Linked DNA regions of Homo sapiens: region 1 is linked to region 2. The links are chromatin loops, found by intact Hi-C in ENCODE. Cell type or tissue: MCF 10A. All regions are shown on one strand. Each heading gives the region's core, and the rest is flanking DNA. Links, peaks and the distances in the headings are about the cores only.

Evidence for each region. A loop is a pair of places that touch in the nucleus more often than their neighbours do. Peaks named below come from ENCODE experiments on the same cell type or tissue, not always from the same donor. Only the 100,000 strongest peaks of a DNase experiment are listed, where the experiment ranks them.
Region 1: it touches region 2 in a loop (31-fold over the local background); 5 of 110 quality-filtered maps call a loop at or near these places.

What each region holds. Positions count from the first base shown.
Region 1 is chr3:155,992,036-156,002,306 of GRCh38, forward strand. No RefSeq gene overlaps it. Among named protein-coding and RNA genes, the nearest start is that of KCNAB1, 120 kb to the right of the region's middle. In MCF 10A, for the core only: a CTCF peak has its summit at 3,696 (motif pointing right); a DNase peak (open chromatin) is centred at 3,726.
Region 2 is chr3:156,377,645-156,387,915 of GRCh38, forward strand. The region is part of intron 1 of KCNAB1 (potassium voltage-gated channel subfamily A regulatory beta subunit 1); the gene reads left to right. Among named protein-coding and RNA genes, the nearest start is that of KCNAB1-AS1, 64 kb to the right of the region's middle. In MCF 10A, for the core only: a CTCF peak has its summit at 5,028 (motif pointing left); a DNase peak (open chromatin) is centred at 4,997.

The DNA of each region.
Region 1 (10,271 bases), core at 669-8,668, 390 kb before region 2:
TGAGGCATAGCATAGATATGGTATAGCATACCTGGTGGTGTAGGTCATCCAGCAGTTATGTGCAGGAGGATTTTGAGTGGAGATGATCAGCACACTGAAAACAACAAAATAGGAAGACCACAAATGTGTCTCTGGGTAATAATATACTATAGTATAGTGGGTGGATCTTAGATTCACCTGAAATCTTAAGCATCAACTGCATTTTCTAGCCTTGGGATCATGGGTGTCTCAAATTTCTGAGCTCGAGTTTACTGAAAGTAATAGGAACGTTTGTGCTTGCAGTTGCTGAAAAAAAATTAAGTGAGCTACTGTAGGTGCTCATTAAATGTTGGCCTTTGCTTATGGCCACCTAAGAGGAAAATAAAGGAAGTAGAAAGCTCAGTTCTAGTATTCAGAAGCTGGCAGTTCAGTTAGGGAGGTGAGACACAGACTCTACATAAAACCACCAGAGTAAATGCCTCTGAGACAAAACTGAAATGGCATGAGTTAACATATTCTGTCCCCTCATCACCGCCAGTTCTGGAAATGAAAGACTGACTTTTCTTTAAAAAATATGTTTATGGGCCAGGCGCAATGGCTTACGCATGTAATCCTAGCACTTTGAGAGGCTGAGGTGGGCAGATCACGAGGTCAAGAGTTCGAGACAAGCCTGGCCAACATGGTGAAACCCCGACTCTACTAAAAATGCAAAAATTAGCCAGGCATGGTGGCGTGTGCCTGTAGTCCCCGCTACTTGGGAGGCTGAGGCCAAGAATCTCTTGAACCCGGGAGGTGGAGGTTTCAGTGAGCCGAGATGGTGCCTGGGTGACAGAGCAAGACTCTATCTCAAAAAAAAAAAAATGTGTTTATGCTTTTTTTTTTTTTTTTTTTTTTTGAGACAGGGTCTCGCTGTCTCACCCAGACTGGAGTGCTGTGGCACAATCATGGCTCACTGCAGCCTCAAACTTGGGGGCTGAAGCAATTCTCCCACCTCAGCCTCTGGAGTTGCTGGGACCACAGGTGCACGCCACCATGCCTGGCTAATTTTTAAAATTTTTTTTGTAGAGATGGGATCTCCCTATGTTTCCCAGGCTGATCTTGAACTCCTGGGCTCAACTGATCCTCCTGCCTCGGCCTCCCAAAAACCTGGGATTACAGGCATGAGCCACTATGCCCAGCTGTGTGTTTACGCTTGATGTCCAGAAAGCTTTTTATAAAGCAAAAACCCTTCTCTTTAGAGGAAATCAAATGCTTGGGTTTTAAATTAGGCTCAAACATACATCCTCACAAATGTGCACACAAATATTATAGTGACTTTAAGGCTCCATTAGGATGTTCAGCTGAGAGTTGTGCAAATGTTTGATCCATCTGGTGACAGCTCATAGAATGTGTTATTTCCAATGTTTGCAAATAACAATCTAAATAGAAATATGCTTGAAGATATTCTGTTAATGTGTATGCACTGAAAAGCAATTTCCTTTCCATATTATATATTAAAAGAATTGAAACCCTCCCTTGTATTTGCAATTGTATAAATGTCTTCATGCTATTTAAGGTGCAGGTCATGGCAGGAGAGCGTGAACGTGTCATTTGATAGTTCTTGGTCAATGCGGGTATAGTCTCTAGCAGTGGTCTTTTTTTGAAGTATTTCAAATTTTCATTGGTTTTATGCCAGCGAGTGGAAAAAGTAAGGGCTTTGCAGCTAGTGAGACTTAGGTTCTAATACATATCCTTTGGAACAAGGTGTTCAAAATTTGCTGGGATAATGATGGTGACATTTGCATAGGAGACATGGAATCTTCTGCTATCAAGGATTAAGACCTTTTCCTTCGCATGTTAACTGCTATTAAAACATCTCTGGGGAGCCGAGCGTGGTGGCTCACGCCTGTAATCCCAGCACTTTGGGAGGCTGAGGCGGGTGGATCACGAGGTCAGGAGATCGAGACCATCCTGGCTAACATGGTGAAATCCCGTCTCTACTAAAAATACAAAAAATTAGCCGGGCGTGGTGGCGGGCGCCTGTAGTCCCAGCTGCTAGGGAGGCTGAGGCAAGAGAATGGCATGAACCCGGAAGGCGGAGCTTGCAGTGAGCCGAGATTGTGCCACTGCACTCCAGCCTGGGTGACAGAGCGACACTCCGTCTCAAAAACAAAGCAAAACAAAACAAAAAAAACTCTGATGATTGAAACTGTTATTAAATGGAAAGCAGTGTAAAAAAGGCCACTTGAGACCTCCCCGGGGGGGATTTACTAGAAAGGCGAACCCCAGTGCCATGCCAGTGCCTCGGATATCTTGGGCGAAGGAGACAGCTTTGGATGCAGCTTGTGTCTGAAGCTGGAATCTGAAAGCTTATTCTTAGGCAGTGAGCTTAGCAATGTTTTGGAGGAAGTCTGAATGACCAACTGGGGTGTCTGTTGACTTTACATCTCACAAAGTTTCTGGTCTCATACATGGGGTAGTGTAGCTGCAGGTTGTTAGGTTAATTAGTTTCTAGGGGCCGTTGTGCTATTCTGAAGCCTCATGAGCTTTATTCCATTTGTGAAATTGGGGGAGGGATGTGGAGGTTGGAGGGTTAAGGGCTGGGAATAAGGTGAATCCTGGTGTGGTGCTAGCTAAAGAGGGGGACTGATGGAGTGTTAAAGGAGTCAGGGATTGGAGATGTCTGATCCCTCGTCTTCTTGGAGAAGCAATTAAATTAATTAATAGCATTGTTGGAACTTGTTCTGTCATGAGTTCTGATTTTCTCTATAGTCTTGAACTCCTGGGCTCAACTGATCCTCCTGCCTCGGCCTCCCAAAGAGCTGGGATTACACTTTCTCCTAGGTTCATACATACATCTCATTAAATGTACATACATCTCATTCATCATCTCATTAAAAATGAGATGATGTATGTATGAACCTAGGAGAAAGAAAAAGGAGTAAGTTATTTGACTAGCCTTCCACTTAATGTGGAACTGCCCGTTGCTCAGGTGTCAGTGGCCACTATTCCTGAACCCATGTGCATTCCAATCGAGCTGCCCCTCTGGGAGCTCCTGCATCACTCAGTGTATTTTTTGAGGAGATAAATGTAAACTTTTGGCCTTTTCATTGATCACTTTCCCTGTGTTAGATTGTTCTCAGGGGTAGAGAATTCAGAACTCTACATGGCGTTGCTCACAACTTTCTGAATGAACTCAGGCAAATCTCAACCTTAAAGAATGTTGAGCACAAAAACATTAATTTTACCTGCTTTAGATGTTTGATGCTAAATTAAAGTGAGAAAATGCATATGAAAGTGCATTGCAATATGACTCTTTATTAGACATGGAAGGACACAGAACATGCAGAGGGAAGCATTTTTAAGCATTACTAGAAGACCAGAATCAAATTTAATATTCCCTTAAAGTAAATAAGTATTTATACATTAAAGCCCACCAATGAAGGACCATCAGGAACACATTTATTGTAGTACGAAGAAATTATACTTATTTTTCTTGCTGTTGCAAGACTGAAAGCACCTTAAATAAATGATGAGGAGTTGGAAGAAGCTTGTCATAGTATGTGAGTGTGTGCTGGATGATTCAAGGGAGGATTGAGGAGGTGGGGAGCAATTCTGAATTGGATGTTTCAGGAAGCAGGAGCAATTTTGTGACTGAATATCGTAATGATTTTTATCTATAAGATAGAAGGACGACAGTGGTTTTCCTTGGTGAGGTAAAGGAGAAGCAGTCACTCATGTTAGACAGAAGAGGGGGCTGTTTTACTATTTTTGTGATTTCAGAGTGGCCTTATCTGTGTCTCATTCCAAATACGGGCTTGGAATGGACTTGTTTAGACATTGTTTCTATTCTGTGATTGTGGTTTATATGCAATTGGAAATATTATGGCCTAGTTGCCAGCAGGTCTGCTTTTCATTTTCTTGCCTGGTTTCAGGTATGAATATTTGCTTTATCCCCTTTTCTGGAAGGCAAAGAAAGAAGTCATATTCTAGAAGGGGGCCAAGCCTGAGCACTAAGATAGAGGGTCTCCACCTGGGCTTTGGAGATTAGTAAAGGATAAGAATTAAGTTACAAGAGCAAAATGGTAAACGAGTAACGGTAAATGCTCAAGGAGTGAAGCATACCAGAGAAGGTGCATGGGAGATGGCCCTGAAGAGGCTGAGTGTAGCTCCTCCTGCAGGTGTGTTTTTACACAGGTACGCATAAGGAGCACATAGGTTCTTATGAGAACCACACAGATACATATAAGGAGCCCACGAGTATGTACAAGGAGCACACAGGTATGAATAAGGAGGCCACAGGCACTTCTAAGGAACACATGGGTACACGTAAGGAGGCCATAAAAGGTGAATAGAATTTTTGTTTTCTGACTTCAAATGTAACAACTAGACTCCCACCTCAATGCCAAAGTTTTAATTTTACCTCCATATTACCTTCCTGTGATTCCTTACTTATAGTTTTTACCTATATATGTAATGTTCATTTTAATCTTTAACATTGGTTACTTTTGGGAAGTGATACCAAAGTGTTTAGGGAGGCGTCATCACTCTGCTTTATATACTTATACATTGTTTAAACTTTATGGGCTAATTTATTTATAATTAAATTAGTACATTAAAAACAAAAAAGAAACAATTTAATAGTGGTGGTGGTGGAGGATCATGTGATTTTTTTTTGGTGATGTTCTCTGAAGGATGATTTTCTAATTAATCTGTTTTTTTTGAAGGGAAATTCAAAATTCCCCCTTATGAAGGGGGTGGTGTAGGTGTCTTGGATCTGTTGAAAAGACAGTTTTGAGGAGAATTATGATTATGATTATGATAAAATTATGATTCTAATACAAGTGTAAAATGAAAAATGTAAATGAATTTTATTTAATTCGTTAATTAATGGGAACCAGTAATATGTACAAACAATCCAGGAGAATTCAAAGATCAGACCCATATATTGGCAATGAGGAATGCTGAAATGAATTTGCTTAATAAATGCAAAACTGGCTTCTTGGAAAAAAATGGATGTCATTTTGCACTTCTCCCTGGCAAAATTCATTTGCAGTCTGTGAACAGGAGTCATTTGCATTGCTGGCAGTGACCTATGTTTACAGAGTTGTCTGGTTGCAAGATGCACCACTGGACAAGACACCCAGTAATCTTATTTGCCCATTTCAAAGTTTTCAACACTTTTTCCTGCCAGCTCAGAATAACATTTGTTAAAATTCAGTCATTCCTCACCGGGCGCAGTGGCTCACGCCTGTAATCCCAGCACTTTGGAAGGCTGAGGTGGGCAGATGTCTTGAGGTCAGGAGTTGAGGCCACCCTGGCCAACATGGCGAAAGCCTGTCTCTACTAAAAATACAAAAATTAGCTGAGTGTGGTGGCAGGCGCCTGTAGTCCCTGCTAGTTGGGAGGTTGAGGTGGGAGAATTGCTTGAACCCAGGAAGCAGAGGCTGTAGCAAGCCAAAATCGCGCCACTGCACTCCAGCCTGGGTGACAGAGTGAGACTTCCTCTCAAAAAAAAAAAAAAAAAAAAAAAATTCAGTCATTCCTGCCTAATACCTGTACTTAAGATTACATACATAAAAAGAGAAAATGGGCCAAGTGCGGTGGCTCACGCCTGTAATCCCAACACTTCGGGAGGCCAAGGTGGGCGGATCATGAGGTCAGGGGTTCAAGACCAGCCTGGCCAACATGGTAAAACCCCATCTCTACTAAAAATACAAAAAATTAGCCAGGCATGGTGGCACGCGCCTGTAGTCCCAGCTACTCGGGAGGCTGAGGCAGGAGAATGGCGTGAACCTGGGAGGTGGAGCTTGCAGTGAGCTGAGATCGCGCCACTGCACTCCAGCCTGGGTGACAATTGAAGACTCCATCTCAAAAAAAAAAAAAAAAAAAAAGAAAAGAAAAGAAAATGGAGAATATTAAATGAAATAATAAATTGATTATTTGTTATAATTTTATTCTGATGTTTATTTCTGTTGATAAGTGACCAATCCAAAATGATTGTAAAAGAAAAATTTCACTGACTTCAAGGATGTTAATGACATAATTATCAGCAAATAGTTTTAAATTTGCTTGTATTTTCTCTTTTTATACTTTAAGTTCTGGGATACATGTGCAGAACGTGCAGGTTTGTTACATAGGTATACACGTGCCATGGTGGTTTGCTGCACCCATCAACCCATCATCTACATTAGGTATTTCTATAATGCTATCCCTTACCTATCCGTTCAATCCCCAATGGGCCCTGGAGTTCCACTCCATGTGTCCATGTGTTCTCATTGTTCAACTCCCATTTATGAATGAGATCGTGCCATGTTTGGTTTTCTGTTCTTGTGTTAGTTTGCTGAGAATGATGGCTTCCAGCTTCATCCATGTCCCTGGAAAGGACATGAACTCATCCTTTTTTATGGCTGCATAGTATTCTATGGTGTAAATGTGCCACATTTTCTTTATCTGGTCTATCATTGATGAGCATTTGGGTTGGTTCTAAGTCTTTGCTATTGTGAACAGTGCTGCAATAAACATACGTGTGCATGTGTCTTTGTAGTGGAATGATTTATAATCCTTTGGGTATATGCTCAGCAATGAGATTGCTGGGCCAAATGGTATTACTGGTTCTACATCCTTGAGGAATTGCCACACTGTCTTCTGCAATGGTTGAACTAATTTACACTCCCACCAACAGTGTAAAGGCATTCCTATTTTTCCACATCCTCTCCAGCATCTGTTGTTTCGTGACTTTTTAATGATCACCATTCTAACTGGCATGAGATGGTATCTCATTGTGGTTTTGATTTGCGTTTCTCTAGTGACCAGTGATGATGAGCTTTTTTTCATATGTTTGCGGGCTGCATAAATGTCTTCTTTTGAGAAGTGTCTGTTCATATCCTTCACCCACTTTTTGATGGGGCTATTTTTTTCTTGTACATTTGTTTAAGTTCCTTGTAGATTCTGGATGTTAGACCTTTGTCAGATGGCAAAAACTTTCTCCCATTCTGTAGGTTGCCTGTTCACTCTGATGATAATTTCTTTTGCTGTGCAGAAGCTCTTTAGTTTAATTAGATCCCATTAGTCAATTTTGGCTTTTGTTTCCATTGCTTTTGGTGTCTTAGTCATGAAGTCTTTGCCCGTGCCTATGTCCTGAATGGTATTGCCTAGATTTTCTTCTAGGGTTTTTATGGTTTTAGGTCATATGTTTAGGTCTTTAATCCATCTTGAGTTAATTTTTGTATAAGGTGTAAGGAAGAGGTCCAGTTTCAGTTTTCTGCATATGGCTAGCCAGTTTTCCAAACACCATTTATTAAATAGACAGTGGTTTCCCCATTGCTTGTTTTTGTCAGGTTTGTCGAAGATCAGATGGTTGTAGATGTGTGGCATTATATCTGAGGCCTCTGTTCTGTTACATTGGTTTATATATCTGTTTTGGTACCAGTACCATGCTGTTTTGGTTATTGTAGGCTTGTAATATAGTTTGAAGTCAGGTAGTGTGATGCCTCCAGCTTTGTTCTTTTGGCTTAGGATTGTCTTGGCTATATGGGCTCTTTTTTGTTTCCATATGAAATTTAAAGTAGTTTTTTTCTAATTCTGTGAAGAAAGTCAATGGTAGCTTGATGAGGATAGCATTGAATCTACAAATTACTTTGGGCAGTATGGCCATTTTCATGATATTGATTCTTCCTATTTATGAGCATGGAATGTTCTTCCATTTGTTTGTGTCCTCCTTTATTTCCTTGAGCAGTGGTTTGTAGTTCTCCTTGAAGAGATCCTTCACATCCCTTGTAAGTTGGATTCCTAGGTATTTTATTCTCTTTGTAGCAACTGTGAATGGGAATTCACTCATGATTTGGCTGTTTGGCTGTTTGTCTATTATTGGTGTATAGGAATGCTTTAATTTTTGCACATTGATTTTGTATCCTGAGACTTTGCTGAAGTTGCTTATCAGCTTAAGGAGATTTTGGGCTGAGATGATGGAGTTTTCTAAATATATGATCATGTCATCTGCAAACAGAGACAACTTCACTTCCTCTCTTCCTATTTGAATACCCTTTATTTCTTTCTCTTGCCTGATTGCCCTGGCCAGAACTTCCAATACTATGTTGAATAGGAGTGGTGAGACAGAGCATCCTTGTCTTGTGCTAGTTTTCAAAGGGAATGCTTCCAGCTTTTGCCCATTCAGTATGATATTGATTGTAGGTTTTCCATAAATAGCTCTTATTATTTTGAGATATGTTCCATCAGTATGTAGTTTATTGAGAGTTTTTAGCATGAAAGGGCTTTGAATTTTATCGAAGGCCTTTTCTGCCTCTGTTGAGATAATCATGTGGTTTTCGTCATTGGTTCTGTTTATGTGATGGATTACATTTATTGATTTGCGTGTGTTGAACCCACCTTACATCCCAGGGATGAAGCCGATTGATCATGGTGGATAAGCTTTTTAATGTGCAGCTGGATTTGGTTTGCTGGTATTTTTTGGAGGATTTTTGCATCGATGTTCATCAGGGATATTGGCCTGAAATTTTCTTTTTTTGTTGTGCCTCTGCCAGGTTTTGGTATCAGGAGATGCTGGCCTCATAAAATGAGTTAGGGAGGAGTCTCTCTTTCTCTATTGTTTGGAATAGTTTCGGAAGGAATGGTACCAGCGCCTCTTTGTACCTCTGGTAGAAATAGGCTGTGAATCTGTCTGGTCCCGCGATTTTTTTGGTTGGTAGGCTATTAATTACTGCCTCAATTTCAGAACTTGTTATTGGTTTATTCAGGGATTCGACTTCTTCTTGGTTTAGTCTTGGGAGGGTGTATGTGCCCAGGAATTTATCCATTTCTTCTAGGTTTTCTAGTTTATTTGTGTAGAGGTGTTTATAGTATTCTCTGACGGTAGTTTGTATTTCTGTGGGATTAGTGGTGATCTCCCCTTTATCCTTTTTTATTGTGTCTATTTGATTCTTCTCTCTTTTCTTCTTTATTAGTCTGGCTAGCAGTCTATCTATTTTGTTAATCTTTTCAAAAAATCAGCTCCTGGATTCATTGATTTTTTGAAGGGTTTTTCATTTCTCTTATCTCCTCCAGTTCTGCTCTGGTCTTAGTTATTAGTTGTCTTCTGCTACATTTTGAATTTGTTTGCTCCTGCTTCTCTAGTTCTTTTAATTGTGATGTTAGGGTGTTGATTTTAGGTCTTTCCTGCTTTCTCCTGTGGGCATTTAGTGCTATAAATTTCCCGCTAAACACTGGTTTAGCTGTGTCCCAGAGATTCTGGTACGTTGTGTCTTTGTTCTCACTGGTTTCAAATAATGTATTTATTTCTACCTTAATTTTATTATTTACCCAGTGGTCATTCAGGAGCAGGTTGTTCAGTTTCCATGTAGTTGTGCAGTTTTGAGTGAGTTTCCTAATCTTGAGTTTTAATTTGATGGCACTGTGGTCTGACAGACTGTTTGTTATGATTTCCATTCTTTTGCATTTGCTGAGGAGTGTTTTACTTCCAATTATATGGTTGATTTTAGAATAAGTGCTATGTGGTGGTGAGAAGAATGTATATTCTGTTGATTTGAGGTAAAGAGTTCGGTAGATGTCCTTTAGGTCTGCTTGGTCCAGAGCTGAGTTCAAGTCCTGAATATACTTGTTGATTTTCTGTCTTCTTGATCTAATATTAACAATGGGATGTTAAAGTCTCCCACTATTATTGTGTGGGAGACTAAGTCTCTTTGTAGGTCTCTAAGAACTTGCTTTATAAATCTAGGTGTTCCTGTATTGGGTGCATATATATTTAGTATAGTTAACCCTTCTTGTTGCATTGATCCCTTTACCATTATGTAATGCCCTTCTTGGTCTTTTTTAATCTTTGCTGGTTTAAATTCTGTTTTATCAGAGACTAGGATTGCAAACCCTGCTTTTTCTTTTCTTTTCTTTTTTTTTTTTTTTTTTGGCTTTCCATTATTTTGGTAAATCTATCTTCCACCATCCCTTTAATTTGAGCCTATGCATGTCTTTGCACGTGAGATGGGTCTTCTGAATACAACACACCAATGGGTCTTGACTCTTTATCCAGTTTGCCACTCTGTGCCTTTTAATTGGGGCATTTAGCCCGTTTACATTTAAGGTTACTATTGTTATGTGTGAGTTTGATCCTGTCATTATGATGCTAGCTGGTTATTTTGGCCATTAGTTGATGCAGTTTCTTCATAGTTTCGATGGTCCTTACATTTTGGTTTGTTTTTGCAGTGGCTGGTACTGGCTTTTCCTTTCCGTATTTAGTGCTTCCTTCAGGAGCTCTTGTAAGTCAGGCCTGGTGGTGACAAAATCCCTCAGCATTTGCTTGT
Region 2 (10,271 bases), core at 1,228-9,227:
CCGAAGAAAGGAAATGCCTATTGTGAGTTGGAAAGAGGTCCCATGCAGGAGGTAAATACCTGCAGGTGTGATATGAGAGCGATTGCTAAGAAAACTTTATCCAAGCCCATCTGGGAAAATAGCTTTTCAAGTTCATTACGAAAAGAAAGGCCCAGTAAAGCTTCCATAAGAACAAGCTTAGCTTGTGGAAAGTGCTGAGAAAAGCTGATTTATTCTCGGTGTGCTTCCCTATTTTTATGGGTTGCCTCAACTTTTCTTCAGACAGGAACGATTGGTTCCAATAGTGTCACATGCAGAGAGACACTGTCAGTGTAAGTCTCCGGGGAGGTGCTATGGAAGGTGTGGTATGCATGGGGAGGAGCCCGCCTGACTTTCTGAAGAAGGATAATTAATGTGTATATGGACATGCAGGGAGCCTTTATCTTCAGAACACATTTCAGAAATGAAAAAGCAAACAAAGCGGGTGATGAGGAAAATGGATTTGCTGTAACTAAGGAACAGACCTGGGTAGAGAAGTAAAGACGAGAAACTCAGCTCTTCATCATTAGAATGCTCCAGAGTCCAGAGCTTAGGAGCGGAGATCACTCCTAAGTGTTTGGGTCTGCAAACTAGGACACCTAGTTTATACCTAGTCCCAGAACAAAGGGTGGAGGAGGTAGGATTGAAAGCCACTATTTGGTGGAGCTTCTCTGACCCTTACAGTCCACCCAGAAAAAAAGGCAGACACCTCCAGCCTGAAATTTGGAGGAAACCTTAGAATTTTGCCCCTTAAACTTGGGCACTGAACTATGCATGCATGGTTTGTTTTCAGAAAGCCTGTTTCTTAAGTTGGCCTATCTATCTCCCCTTAGCCCTTTTTGGCCAGTTCACACCCTTCCTTCTTCCTCAACCTTTCTCTGAGCATCTATGTTCAAGAAATCCCTCATCCCCTCCTCTGAACTCCAGTGGTGTGTCATTTATTCAACGTTAAATCAGGTCCTGCTTCCCTGTTTTCCTTTCTATGTGCACTCACTTCATCTCCCCAGTGTGGCCATAGAGTTCTGGATGGCGGGCTTCATGACTGGTTCATCTTGCGGTCTCTAGAACCCAACATAGTGCCTGGGTTGATACTCCAAACATGTTTATTGGTTGGGTTCTCTCTTACCTTAAGGTGGCTCCAAGCCCAGGAACGAGGAGGGTCAAGAGCCAAGCTGGACTCAACAGAAGCCAGGAGCAGGGACCCAAAAACAGAGGGAGGAGGGTCTACAAAAGAGAAAATGGAATGTCCCCCAGTGCCTCAAGCTGGCATGGGAACCATTCCAGGAGTCAAAGGCTGTCTCTGACAGTTTCTGCTGAAAAATCCCCAGAGCTGTGGGGGCTCTTGCCTGCAAGGATCATGCTTTCTGTGGGACTTACAGCCAACCAGTTCCCTAGGAACAGTTTGAGGGGGATTTGCTGATTCATCTGTTTTAATCCCTCTGGGAAGAACTCTGTGAGCATTGCATGGCAGCAGCACTCTGAAGGCAGGTGACGATCCCGCTGAGAAGAGTCGGGATCCTGTCTGTTTCTGAGCTTGGTTGATTTAACAAATATATACTGGGGCCCTATTATGTCTGCAAGCTCTGTTCCAGGTGCTGGGGACATAGCAATAAACAAATCCAACAAACATCTCTGCCCTTGTGGAGCTTACATTTTAACTGGGGAAGAACAGATAAATAAGATGAGGAAATCATGTACTATGTTAGGTGGTGTTAAGTGCTATACATAAAGATAGAAAAGGAAGGTGGATGAGGGTGTTGGTGTGGGAATTGTATTTTTTAAAGGGTACTCAGGGAAGGCTTTCTTGGGAAGGTGACACATGAGCTGGAGGAGGTGAGGGAGTGAGCCATGTGATAATCTGGGGAAGATTTCCAGGTACAGGGAACAGCCTGTGCAAATGTCTGCAGCAGGAGTGTGCCCAGCATGTTAAGAAAAAGCAAGGGGGCCCCTGTGGAACCACAGAGTGAACAAGGGGAGAAGAGTAGAGCAGGTCAGGGAGATAGCAGGAGCCAGACCTTGTAGGCCTTTGCATGGAGGGAAATGGGACTTCACCAGCGGGTTTTGAGCAAAGCAGTGATGGGATCTGATTTGTGTTTTAATAAGATCACTCTGGCCACTGCATAGGGGCTTAGGTTAGAGGCACAGAGACTCTTGGGAGGTGGTTTCAATGATCTAGGAAGAGGTGGTGGCAGTAGAAGTGGTAAGCAACAATTTTTTTCCAGACATACTCTAAAGGTAGAGTAGACGAGATTTACTTCACCATGCGGTGGATGTAGTGTGTGAAATGGAAGAGTCAGGACTAGTGCTAAGGTTTCAGCCTGAATAACTAGAAGGATGTGGCTGCTCTAAGTCCTCTTTCTGCAAGTTCCCTTTCCTACACCTCATAATTCTAGATATGGGGCTTCTCACCACAAGCACATGGAGGCTACTGAACAGTCACATTGCAGCAAGTTGGCTTTCTGCTCTCTGACCCCTCCCCATCCATCAGCTGAGGTCTCTAAACAAACCTGATCCTTCTCCAGCGCCTTCCCCTCTATCTTCCATTGCCAGGAAGAGAGCAGAAAACCAGGGTGACAACATGTGGCAGCTTTGTCTTCTTAGTTGGTTTGTATTATAGAAAAATATTCACCATGTTCTCCTCCAGTGTACCTTGATTTTGTGCATGTTTTGTTCTATACAATGACTGATATTTACTTTTGATAGCTATATGCATTCCTTGGTGTACTGAGCATTTATTTCGGAAGTCCTGAATGATATTTTGAAGCCTTTCAATTTAGATTTAAGAATACTTAAAACCTAAGCTCTCCAAAATAACACAACTATTTCACAAAAAACTAGCATTAGATTTCAGTCTCCAGATTGAACACATTTCTAGAGCACTTATCAGGTAGATTTCCAGGTAGAGGGATCAGCCTGTGCAAATATTTGCAGCAGGAGTGTGCCCAGCATGTTTAGTGAAGCCATTACTAAATTTGGTGAGGTTGGGAATGAGGTATAATTTCAAAGATGAATAAAATATAGCCTTAGGGAAATTAGAAACTAGGGAGAAAGGTAAAATAACCTACTTTTTCTTCCTTCCTCCCTGAAACGTATTAAACATCAAATAGGTTCAAGAATTACATAAGATGCTAAAGGCACAAATACACAAAATAGATCTGGTCCCTGATTTTGAGGGGTATAGTCTGCTGAGGGAGACATCAGCCTCCAACTAAACTCACTATAACAGGAGATGGAAAATCTTTCAGAAGAGAGCCATAAACAAAGAGCCACTATAATAGTGCATTAAATATTTCAAATTTACTAAAAGAGTAGATTTTAAATGTTTTCACCACAAAAAAATAAGGATGTGAGGCGATGCATTTGTTAATTCGCCTGATTTAATCATTCCACACTGTAAGCGTATATCAAAGCATCATATTGGGTCCCAAAAACATATAGAATTGGCATTTCTCAATTGAAAATAACACTAAAAAACAAACCAAAAAAGCGCCCAAAGAGCCATTAGACCACAGATGAAGGAGTATGGAGTATTTAAAGCTGAGTCTTGGGATTAGGGAATTTTGCAGATAGGTGGTGATATCTGAACTGGCCGGTTAAAGGATGGACATTTCTGCAAAAGGAGAAAGAACATTTTTGGCTGAGGGAACAGCATGAGATCCTCCAAAGTGTGTAGCAGTTTTAGAGAAGAGTCCCAGTAGAGGATACTGAGGGGATTCTGGTGATAATGAGGAGATTAGGAAGTGAGCCAGGGCCATGTGGTAAAGGAAGTGAAGCCTCCAGTGTAGAGAGAATAGAGCATTCACTCCTTCACCAAGGCTGGGGTCTCCTTGCCCACAAGCAGATGTTCTAACATGGGTGTCTTCCAAGTGAACACAGTCAGCAAGAGCCTTATCACAAGTTTCTTTAATAGGCTCTTCAGGGAAATTTACAGAACTTCTCACTGAACTAAATCAGTGGACATTTTGAAAGCTGGAAGGCAATTATAAGCTGGGCCAGAAACACAAAATGAGGAAAGGATCTTGTGGAAAATGGAGCTGTTTCAGCAGGCAGGAAACACAGGGAAGTGGTTCTAACACACTACTACTACCTAGTTCCTTCTCTGCTCACCTCCATATCCTGTGGCCCCTGGAAAAGATGAGACCTGGGTAAAACTGGTAATACCTATCCAGTCATTTGACACGTGAAAGGTTCCCAAGACTCAACTGCCACATTAGCCTTGCACAGATGCTTAACATTTCATTATATTTACTCTTTTAGCTGCAAAGAAAAAGATGAAATGCAAACTCTTTTGAAGGAACAGTGCAGCTAAGTTGAAAGAACACTGGATCAAGAATCAAGAAACCTAACCTCATTTTTACTTCACCTGAAGAGCTGTGTGGCCCTAGGTACAATAGGGCCACACAATTCATCTGTAAAGTTCCCCAACACACTGCCCATTCCAAAATCTTGGGGAAATTTAAAAGCTATATTCATTTCCAGGTCCCATCCAGATCTACTGAATCATAATCTCCAGAAGTGAGATCCAGAACCTGCATTTTCAGGCTGGGTGAGTGGCTCACACCTGTAATCCCAGCGCTTTGGGAGGCTGAGGCGGGTGTATCACCTGAGGTCGGGAGTTTGGGACCAGCCTGACCAACATGGAGAAACGCATCTCTACTAAAAATACAAAATTAGCTGGGCATGGTGGTGCATGCCTGTAATCCCAGCTACTCAGGAGGCTGAGGTAGGAGAATCTCTTGAACCCAGGAGGTGGAGGTTGCAGTGAGCCAAGATCACACCATTGCACTCCAGCCTGGGCAACAAGAGAGAAACTCCGTCTCAAAACAAACAAACGAAAACAAAAAACAAACAAAAAAACCAACCAACCAACCAAACAGAACCTGCATTTTCTAGTCTTTTTGTGATACTGGTTGGTGCCATTTACCGACTATTTTTTGTCCCACTAGCTTCTGGGAACCAAGTAGAGTTGCATTTTGTGGCCCCCTTGTGGTGAGGTGGGGCCATGGGAACAGTTCTGGCCACTGAGTGGGAAGTAGAAGGGGCAAGTGTCTCTTCCTGACTGGAGCATGGAATTGCCAGACTGAGACTGTCCCAGGTTGTTTTTCCCTCTGGCTTTGCAAGCAACCACTTTGGGATCTCCAAGTGACCACCATAAGCAGAGCACCCTGCCTACCTGCAATGAAAAAGAAGCCTGAGGGCTTGTTACATGTCGCTGAGGTGTGGAGCTTGTTAGCGCAGCCTAACCTAGCTTAGACTGACTGATAACCATCCTCTGGTGATTTGTACACAGTCAGCCTGATGCCAGGCTTTGACAAACTCGGGCTAGATGATCTTTCGGGTGCTTTCTACGTCTGAACTTTGTTGGTTCTGTAAACAGGTTATTAGCTATTAACTTCTGGTAAGATGCTTACTGGCCATCCGATGGGAAAAGCCCTTGTCAGGTCTTTCTGAGAGCTGCTCTTGCAAAATAGGCAGTGTGAAGAGATTAGATTGGGGATGGGGGCAGGGCAGAGCTCTCAGAGAGAGCAGCTATATAGTTGGGAGCAAGGAGTAGGTACATTCCCAAGGGTCAATTCAAGTTGGCCTGAAAGCCAACTTGGCAGCTGGAATTTCTATTTCTACTTTTAACAATTCAACATTTCCTGCCACTAGAATTTGTATATAAATGAATGGGTAATCTGCTTCAGGGGTTTTCATCCTGGGTGAAGATGGTCCCTTAAAATTTTGCTTGCCTGGAAACCCTTTTGTATGAGGCCTAAACTCCTTAGCACTGTAATTTAGGCCACTTCAATCCACTCTTAGGATAAATACCCATCCTGATTTGCCCAGAATTATCCCAGTTTTGCACTGAAAGTCTGGCATCCTAGGAATTCCTCAGTTCTGGGCAAACTGGGACAGTTGGTCACCCTACAGGCCATTTTGTTTCTTTCTAATAACATCACTGTGAAGATAAATTCTCCTCACCCCACCCTGATACTTGGCAAAGTTAGGTTTCAAGCTCTTCCCATGTGCTCTGGCTCAAGTCAGAAAAAAATAAAACCTCAACAGCTTCTGTTCTGCAGAAAGAGGTTTACAGATTTCAATATGCTAGCCAAAAAGAAAAAAATTATTCTCAGCTTGATTCTTTTGCCAGCTTGATAGGCATCGGCAGAGATGGGTGGTTTCCAACAGCGTTTTTCGCCCCTGAGCTGGTTTTGAGCCTCGCAGCTCTGCCACTTGACGGCATCCAGGTTTCCAGACGCTGGCAGGGATGCTACAGTCTGTCACCATCAGGCCTGCTTTGAGTTTTTCTGTTCTGACAGCTAGACAAGATGTCATTTGAAGGGTGTTTAGTACTTGGGTGGTTGTTTTCAGGGTGGGTGAGCCCCAGAGTAGATTTGATTCAGGAAACATTAAATGTTGGAGGCTGGTCTGTATCCTACTTGAAGAGTCAGATTAAAGGGTTGTATAAAATTAGGCACTTTTTATTCTGCAATTAAATAAGTTCACTGCCCTTTTGCTAAAAATGGATAATGGACAACTGAATGGCAGCTTGTTGGAAAATGGTGAAACCCAGAGTGGCTAAAGCTGATACAGCATTTGCTTCACCACCGTCTTTTTACAAGATATTATGAAGTGACTAAGGAGAGTATATTCAACTTTCAGAAAATACTTCTGAGTGAACTCTTTGCCTGAATGTCCTTCTACTCTGCAGCCTAGTAGCCCGATAGTAAAGAATGATTTGCTGAAAAGCCCGATTTTCCCTTTCTTCATCACTCTCTTCCCTCCTTTAGCTCTCAAAAAGTCCTGGGTCTCAGACCAAAGGTTGTTCTAGAAACAACTTGCTCTTGGAGAAATGTACCAAAGGAAAATGGAGTGCAAAAGCAAAAAAAGTCTATTTCTAGGGAGACCAAATTAGGAAGAAATGAGAACATGAGATATGAGTAGAAAGAAAGGAAGGGAAATAAGGACCTTTCTAGAGGCAGGGATGGTTCATGTGGTAGGCAGTCATTAGGTGCCAGGGAATATAGTTGAAGATGTGCTGGGATAGGCTTCTTGTTTCATATATTCACACTGGCACAGGAACCGCATCAGAACTTGTACTATTTCTTCTTTTAGATGAAGTTGGGTCCTCCTCAGAAAACTTCCATTCTGTGAAAACTCCCTTGGAATGGATTCCTCAGAGAGGTTTTGTTCTTCTGGCAGGAGAAGGAGGGCACCTGAAGGGGTAGGGGCACCTGGAAGGTGAAAAAGCATGGGAAGGAGGGTAAAGGCAATGAATATCATTTTTTCTACTTCAGTACCTTTCCAACAGCTGGCCCCATGGGAAGGAAAAGAAAACAAGAAAGAGTAAGAATAAAATTGTTTGGATTGGACTTTTCTCCTAACCAACCTCCTCATGAATTTAATCTCAGTAAGATTTGTGCAAGTAGAGTTTGCCTTAATGTCATTTATTTCTTTAAGACTTTGGCTTTTCCTGCCAATGCCAAAGTGCCAGTCAGAGTACCTTTAGGGCTTTCTAAATCTGGGGCTTTGAGGGAGACATCCGTGTTTGAGAAACATGTGCCCTAAGGAAGCTCAGAGATGAGGATGATGATAAAAGTGCTACTTTGGGAATCTTGTCTGCTCCAATAAGCCACATCACTCACAGTCTCCATGGCCCCCACTCCTTGTTTCTAAAATGCCTGGTTGTTTAGTGCCTTCTAGATCTTTAAGTCTATTAGCTTAGAAAGAAGCTTATCAGAGAAGAAACCAGTCTGTGTTCTGCTTTAGACAAAAGGAGGATCTTGTTGGATGGAAGAAAAAAAAAAAAGCATCCAAGTTAAAGATATACATATTGCCTACAATAAAAATAATTATTTTAATATGCTTTTCAAAAAAGCATATTTAAAACATTATTTCAAAATTAAATAAAATGTCAGATATGGCACAGTTACCTAATTTAGAAGAAACAAAAGCAAAATAAATTATACTAAGAGAAACTTTTGTAGAATAATATTTTAAGTAAAACCAGAAAAGGAAGTTTAATTTAGGTAATAACTTTATAAATGAACACAGCAAAATACATTCTTGACATTTTTCTGAATGTTAGACTCTTTCAGAAGTTTATTCATTCTCATAAGCAGTGATTTCCCTGTGATTAGCTCATTAAGTATATCTATAAATTAAAGTGAGCACTTTCTATTTTGTGTATTTGTTGTATTCTGCAGATTGGATTTCAATTTTTTTAATGTAGTTTTTCTGATTATAAATCATGAAAGATTTAATCACCTCTTTAGGTCAAAGAAATTGTATGGCTCTTCTTATCGCCCTCAAGCTTCTAAGCAATGGGTATTTCAAATAATTCAATCATGATTGTTACTGGTGGAAGGTATCCAAGTTACCAGCAGTGAATCCATACAGGTCTCTAGCAGTCTCAATTCTTGCCTCCTCAGAAGAAATAATTTGACAAAGGGGCATAAGGCAGAAAAAGAGACCGAGGCAAACTTTAGAGTAGGAGTGGAGTTTTATTTTAAAAGGCTTTAGAACAGAAAAGAAAAGATACTCTTGGAAGAGACCCAAGTGAGTAACTTGAAGAACAAGTGTGGTGTTTAACCGTGATCCTAGGACTTTATACGCTGGCCCCTTTTCCATGATTCTTCCTTTAGGGTGGGATGCCTTCATGCGCAGTGCCCTCCTTGCCATTGACAGGTGAGCACACACAGTGTGTTTAGGAAGTTGCACAAATGCCCATCTGAGGCTTTCTTCCCTTTTCCAGTGGTGTGCCCTTGGAAGGTCGTTCTCTGCCATTATGTCTCTTAATGCACATGACAGGGAAGTTGCATCTCTCTGGCATCTGCATTCAATTGACACTTCAGTGCAACAGGTGTGGACCATCAGGAAATGACCTCTCCCTGGTACTGGCTGCCAATTTATCACTTTTAGAGAGGCAATGTGATAATTGCCAAACCATCACCCGACATTCCTACTGGGTGGGGAAAGAGCCCTTTCCTGCCCTGCTCATGCCTGTCTAACTACCTGTAACATGATTATCAATATAAGTGTAAAATTAGGTCAAATTTACTTATTAGACACAGGGCATTGTTTAAAGTCACCTCACCTCATCTCTGAGGAAATCTACCAATTTCTTTACCAAACTGGGGCCAGATGCTCAAAGGTTCCCTTACCTGATAATGGTGACCACCAACAGTCTTGGAGCAAATGGGAGAGGTCCCAAAGGAAAGATGAATCTTTGAGAACCAAAGCCAGGGCTGCAAGGCCCAGCTTCCCTTTCATGTCAGCTCCTTATCCTTTGCTGATCCTGGAGGATCTGAACCTGATTCATTCATTCTTGCTTGCTTGCTTTCTCTTGCTTGCTTGCTTTCTCTCTCTCTTTTTTTTTTTTTTTTTTTTGCCTGTATGCTACTCTACAATCTCTGTAGACTTACAAAATTTTCCTCTTCAAATTGAAAAGTACTATGCATTCTAGAAGGTTGGCTGGGTCAGGGCAGATGTGGCCAGGGTGATTGACACAGGGATGAAGTCCCAGGATTCAAAAGGGTGTGGAGCGGGGTGACTGCTGAAGCAGCCCCGGGCCAGAAAAAACAAAGAATGACCACCTTTGTGCTGTAGGGATTGCCCGAGGCCAAGCCAGGGAGCTGAATGTTGTGATCTAACCTTAGGGAATGAGTACAGAGCTGGACAGAGAGACAAGCCCAAAGGTTAGAATTGGCCTAGGGATAGAATAGAGATCAAGAGCAAACAGAAAGTGATGCAGGGGATTTAATGGGGTTTCATGTTCTCAGATAAAAATGCACAGTCCTATCTTTTAATCCAGTGGCATTTCCCATTATTTAGTATAATTTTAAAACATTTTTGTTGGCTGCATATATTCCATTATAGCTGTAGTGTAATGTCTTTAGCCATTTCCTTATTGTTCAGTTACAGTGATTGATTTTCAAGATTGATTCTCATTTTTAATACATTCAAAAATTAAAATGGAAAGGACAATTACTAGACAGATCTGTATTCACCAGTGTAAGTAGAAAAATATAGATTTTTCATTGTTAACAATATAAACATACTTAACAAGCAGGGGCAATCTTGCAGCCATTAGGGTGAATCAGTGTTTTAGACCAAGCAACTCTGAATGCTGAAAATGGTGTGAATGAGCGGGCACTCTTGGAGATGTGTGCAGGATATGGACTTATTTTTTTAAAATCCAAACCATTATAGAAGAAAAGAGTCAGAGATTTTTCTTAGAAGAATAAAGTTAAGACTAAATTAAATGGTAA